Regions from separate parts of the Homo sapiens genome. Here region 2 is linked to region 1. A link is an interaction called in ENCODE POLR2A ChIA-PET data of the cell type or tissue named here. Cell type or tissue: MCF 10A. All regions are shown on one strand. Links, peaks and the distances in the headings refer to the core of each region. The heading gives the core; the rest is flanking DNA. Region 1 has its middle 27 kb from the start of TCHP. Region 2 overlaps TRPV4 (transient receptor potential cation channel subfamily V member 4).

Evidence for each region. ChIA-PET counts read pairs that join two places held together with the same protein. Peaks named below come from ENCODE experiments on the same cell type or tissue, not always from the same donor. Only the 100,000 strongest peaks of a DNase experiment are listed, where the experiment ranks them.
Region 2: POLR2A ChIA-PET joins it to region 1 with 5 read pairs; 1 of 35 experiments calls an interaction of 5 or more read pairs at or near these places.

The regions. Positions count from the first base shown.
Region 1 is chr12:109,926,116-109,928,915 of GRCh38, forward strand. No RefSeq gene overlaps it. Among named protein-coding and RNA genes, the nearest start is that of TCHP, 27 kb to the left of the region's middle. RefSeq lists an enhancer at 1-816. In MCF 10A, for the core only: a CTCF peak has its summit at 1,654 (motif pointing left); a DNase peak (open chromatin) is centred at 1,636.
Region 2 is chr12:109,793,902-109,796,701 of GRCh38, forward strand. TRPV4 (transient receptor potential cation channel subfamily V member 4) reads right to left here. Exons shown (of 16, transcript NM_021625.5): 7 at 2,624-2,800; 8 at 428-586; 9 at 29-121. Among named protein-coding and RNA genes, the nearest start is that of FAM222A-AS1, 22 kb to the left of the region's middle. In MCF 10A, for the core only: no CTCF peak of the experiment used is centred there; a DNase peak (open chromatin) is centred at 1,310.

The DNA of each region.
Region 1 (2,800 bases), core at 198-2,697:
GCCACCGCGCCCGGCCCCGACTCCATTGTTGATGGTAGTGGCTGCTGCCATTATGCCAGCTGCAGCAGGGAAGCACAGCTGGGGCTGCACACTCCATGGAGCCACTAGGAGCCTTACCCCTTCTGGGTTGGGATGGGAGCTCTCAGTGCCTCTGCAGCCACCAAAACTGCAGCTGCAGACCCAGGCCTCCCGCTCCAGGAGGGTGGGGCTACTGCCGCCCAAACTGCAGTTGTGGATTTGAGCCTCCTTGTGCTCTTGGGTTCTTGGGGGATCCAGGAAGAGGCAGGATCTGCCCTCCTGGGTACAGCTGCAGCCACTGGACCTATGACTGCAGACCTGAGCCTCCCGCTCCATGAAGCAGGCAGGAGCTGGGGACAATCGGGAACCCTTCCTCTTCTCAGTTGGTGGGGCGGGAGCTCCCGGGTGCAGCTGTGGCTGCCCTCCCAGGTGCAGGACCTGGGTGTCTCTGCAGCCTGCATCCTCGGGTGCCCCAGAAAGGACCCCCCAGTCTCTGCAGGCTCAGGGGTGTCTGTTCCCACTGCCTGGCCTCTCTCAGCTCCCAGCACCCTCTCCCATCTCAGAGCAGGGTTGGGGCCAAGCCCTGGGGCCATGAATGGCAGCAGGAGGCAGACAGTCCTGGGTGGGAGTGGGCAGGGTCCCCAGTAAGGCCTCACCTACAGGCCAGGGGGGGCCTGAAGGCTGGGGGCCAGGCTGCCAGTCCTGCAGACCTGAGTGGGGACTTGTGGTACCTCTTACGGGCCTGCCCATGGCCACCCATGGACCAGTCGGCAGGCACTTCCTCCCCCTGTGGTCCATAAAAGCCCTGGGCTCAGCCAGAGCAGACCAGAGGATGGAGAGGGCGGAGAGATGATGACGGGACAACCAGCTGCAGAGAGGAGTGCTCTCTCTGATGACAGCTGCAGATGATGGGACGACTCCTCTACTACTGCAGAGAGGAGTAGTACCCTTTCCCCTGAGAGCTGCAGAGACAACCTGCTGGCAGAGAGGAGCTACCCTCTCTACTGAGAGCTTCAGAGACCTGCAGAGACGTCCGAATGACTTGCCTGTGGAGAGGAGCCACCCTCTCCAGGGCCTCCTCTCTGCTGACAGCTGAACACTTGACGGGACGACCTGCCTACAGAGAGGAGCTGTTCTAACACTAAATAAAAATCTTTGGCCAGGCATGGTGGCTCACGCCTGTAATCCCAGCACTTTGGGAGGCTGAGGTGGGTAGATCACGAGGTCAGGAGATCGAGACCAGCCTGACCAACATGGTGAAACCCCGTCTCTACTAAAAACACAAAAATTAGCTGGGCATGGTGGCACGTGCCTGTAATCCCAGCTACTCAGGAGGCTGAGGCAGGAGAATCGCTTGAACCCAGGAGGTGGAGGTTGCAGTGAGCCGAGATTGCACCGCTGCACTCCAGCCTGGGCAACAGAGCAAGACTCTGTCTAAAAAAAAAAAAAAAAAAAGAAAAAAAAAGTCTTCACCCTCCACTTGTCTGCGTACCTCATTCTTCCAGGATGCAGGACAACAAGAACTCAGGCAAAGGCACTGGCCAGATATTTCCAGCCAGAAAAATCGACACCCCAGAGATCCTGTAACATTGTGACTCCGCCGGAGGCTGGGAAGCGCACCCTGGTGGTGAAGAGGAGTAAGGAGCATGACAGCAACTGACACACTCTCTCCTTGGATGTGAGGCTCGGCCTCCTGGGCTGTAAACATCCTTATCTGAAAAATGGGAAGAAACCACTCACTTCATCTGGCTGTAGTGAGGATGAAATGAATGAACATGTGTCAAGAACTCAGCACAGGCCAGGCGTGGTGGCTCACGCCTGTAATCCTAGCACTTTGGGAGGCCGAGGCAGACAGATCATGAAGTCAGGAGTTGGAGACCAGCCTGGCCAACATAGTGAAACCCCGTCTCTACTAAAAAAAATACAAAAAAATTAGCTGGGCATGGTGGCACGCACCTGTAGTTCCAGCTACTCGGGAGACTGAGGCAGGAGAATTGCTTGAACCCGGGAGGTAGAGGTTGTGGTGAGCTGAGATCACGCTGCTACGGTCCAGCCTGTCTCAAAAAAGAAAAAAAAAAAGAACTCAGCACAGTGCCTGGCACAGAGGAAATGTCAGCTAAAATTATAATGATGACTTCACATGACTCTCCTACACTAAAACATGTTTAAAAGCAGAAGCCAAGGAGCTGTGTGGTGGGAAAGGCCTGGAAACGGTCTACAGCAGAGCTTCGCAGAGTGTGGTCCCTGGAACCTGTTAGAAGTGCCTACTCCTGGGCCCCACCCCAGAGCTGCTGAACCAGACTGTGGGGGCCCGGCATGGTGAGCCTGCCAGGGTTCCAGGAGGTCTGCTGCTGGCTCTTTTGAGCCTCCTTGCCTGAGGAGGTTGCTCTGGGTGTGAGCTGTGTGAGACACTGGTCCTAAGCCTGCACAGACGTCCCCCTGAACAAGCAGGATCACAGCGAGGACGTGGCATCTTTCTGACTTCTCACTTGGAAAAGTACCCGTGGTGCTCAGGCCCTACCCCACCCTTCTTCCATTTGGGAGTAGAGTCCCAAGTCACCTAACCAGAGGACAATCACTGGTGACCATGGGCAGCCCTGATGAACCCCCATGCAAATCTATACCAGCTCCCCCTAGGAACCTGCACAGGTGGCCTTTCTCTGAAAATAAAATAAGACCAGTGGTTTTAAGACACTGAGCTCATTCCAGGACCCCATCACCTGTTAGGAAGAAGGGAGGGCATCTGTGCTGGGCTGGCTTTCGCTGCATTAAAAAAATTAAA
Region 2 (2,800 bases), core at 301-2,800, 130 kb before region 1:
GTGGGGGGCACGGGGGCCAGGCACTTACGTTGGTGAAGAAGAACAGGACCCCAGTGAAGAGCGTAATGACCTCGCCAGCCAGCCGCAGGTAGTCCACCGTGGTGCGGTAAGGGTACGGCGGCTGGGGAGCAGCAAGGGCACACAGGTCGTCACCCAGCCCCTCCAACATCTGGCCCCCAATCCAGATGTTCCCCCAGGCCCGAAACATCGGCATCCCATGGAGCCTCCTCCTTCACTCTCTTCCTCCTGAGTCTTCCTCCTCCCAGCTCAGGGCCACCCGTGGATGCTGGAGGGCGCCTCCCCAACCTGTTCCTAAACCTTCTCCGGGTCCCCCTACAGGGGACCCAGAAGGATGAGGTTGTGCCCCAGTCCTGCATGGCTCAGCCCAGTGCCTGCCCCAGCCCCTGCCCGGTCCCCGGGCACTCACTGTGCCCTCCAGCGGCTGGTAGTAGGCGGTGAGAGTGAAGATGACCATGGCACACAGGTAGGAGACCACGTTGATGTAGAAGGAGACGGCCCCGAACTTGCGCCACTTGTCCCGCAGCAGTTCATTGATGGGCTCCACAGCCAGCATCTCGTGGCGGTTCTAAGAGAGGCAGGGTGGTCGGGGGCTGCCTTCCTGAGATGGGTGGGGGGTCCAGGCAGGCTGCCTCGGGTGTGCCTTCCCCCACCCTCCACCCGGACAGCGCTTTCTCTTTCCATCCATTCCTCAGCTGCATTCACGGATTCATGAATGGATTCAGCTGCCCAATTCTGCCTCAATGTACCTTTCCACCCTATTCTAGCATCACAGAACTCGGAACTGGAAAGTCCCTTAAAAGACATTTATTTTCAGGCCGGCCGCAGTGGCTCATGCCTGTAATCCTAGCACTTTGGGAGGCCAAGACAGGCGGATCACCTAAGGTCAGCAGTTCAAGATCAGCCTGGCCAATGTGGTGAAACCCTGTCTCCACTAAAAACACAACAATTAGCCGGGCGTGGTGGTGCACACCTGTAATCCCAGCTACTCCTAAGGCTGAGGCAGGAGAATCACTTGAACCTGGGAGGCGGAGATTGCAGTGAGCCTAGATCGCACTACTGCACTCCAGCCTGGGCAACAAGAGTGAGACTCCATCTCAAAAAAGAAAAAAAGACATTTATTCTCATGGTTCCCAAACTCCAATCTGTGGATAGTACCAAGCTGCTGGCCGCAAAATAATTTATGTAACTTGCTGCAAGTATAAATCCTGGCCTCCGCTCTCAGAAATTCTGATTCAGAGAGAAAGATTGAGAAATTTTGCCCAAAGATGATAAATGATTGACTCACCACAATTCTCCAATTCTGAACCCAGGGCAGACATCAATAATTGAGCCCTGCACAATTGTATTCATACAGTTCCCTGGGTAGACACTACTAATCAATCAGTTTGCACCTGAGATGCTAAACCTCCTGCCACCACTAATTTAAATCAAGATGGTCACTAATTCAAAAAATGAGGGAAATGAGGTCTTGCAAGGAAGCCAAGCTCACAGACCAGTAAGCCACAGGGCAGGGCTAGAAGGAAGACCACCTGCACCCAGTCCCCAGCATTTTCTGCTCCATTTTTATAGCTTCCTAGCCCTTTATTAACTTGAGTTTCTCTATAATCATGATTTGTGCAATAAAGCAGCCACAGAGATGCTCTTATAGTGTTATTCCTGATAAAGGCAGAAACAAACCCAAGCGACCAGCAATAAGAGAACAGTTCATTTGAATATGGTATGTTTACATGCAGCGACAATATTACCAAAGAATATTTAAAAGTACAGAACGACGTTCACAAAATACTGCTAAGTAGGGAAAAAAAAGCTTGGTTTTTTGTTTGTTTGTTTGTTTGTTTATTTTGAGACAGGATCTCACTCTGTCACCCAGGCTGGAGTGCAGTGGCATGATCTCGGCTCACTGAAGCCTCGACCTCCCCAGGCTCAGGTGATCCTCCCACCTCGCCTCCCAAGTAGCTGGGACTACAGGCTCGCACCACCATGCCTAGCTAATTTTCATTTTTATTATTTTTTTTTGGTAGAGACGGGGTTTCGCCATATTGCCCAGGCTAGTCTCAAACTCCTGGCTTCAAGCAATCCGCCCACCTTGGCTCCCCAAAATGCTAGAATTACAGGCATAAGCCACCATGCCTGACCGAAAAAAAAGAGCTTTCAAAAGTTCATATAACAACCATGAGTAGTAAAAGCTGACATAATGTTTACTCTGTGCCAAGCCATTCTAAAATTAACCTCTTTGGTCCTCCCAAGAACCCCATGGGATATCCATGATCCTTATCCCCAGGTTACAAATGAAGAAGCTGAGACCCAGAGAGGTGGAGCCACTTGTCCTGAGACACACAGCATGTAAGTTACAGAGCCAGGATCCCAACCCAGTCCTACCTGCCCCAAAAGTCCATCTTCCCACAAGTCTTGCTCATTTCCTCACATGGCAGACACTGTTCTGGGCACTTAGTTGGCACCTTCTCTTGCATTCAGCCAACAGACCCACCACGTTGGGTCCTAGAGGCTGGGGCTGTCTCCCCCAGCCCAGCCCCAGGGCCCTGTCCCTACTCCCAGCCCTGCCCCTCCTTCCTCACACCCCATGCCCCCTCCTGGAGCCCACCTCAATCTTGCTGTTGTACACCAGGATCTCCAGCACGGAGGCCTCTTCCCCACACGTGTCCAGGGAGGAGAGGTCATAAAGCGAGGAATACACTGGCCCATAGGCCCAGTCCTTGAACTTGCGGGACAGGTGCCGTGTGTCCTCATCCGTCACCTCCCGCCGGATGATGTGCTGAAA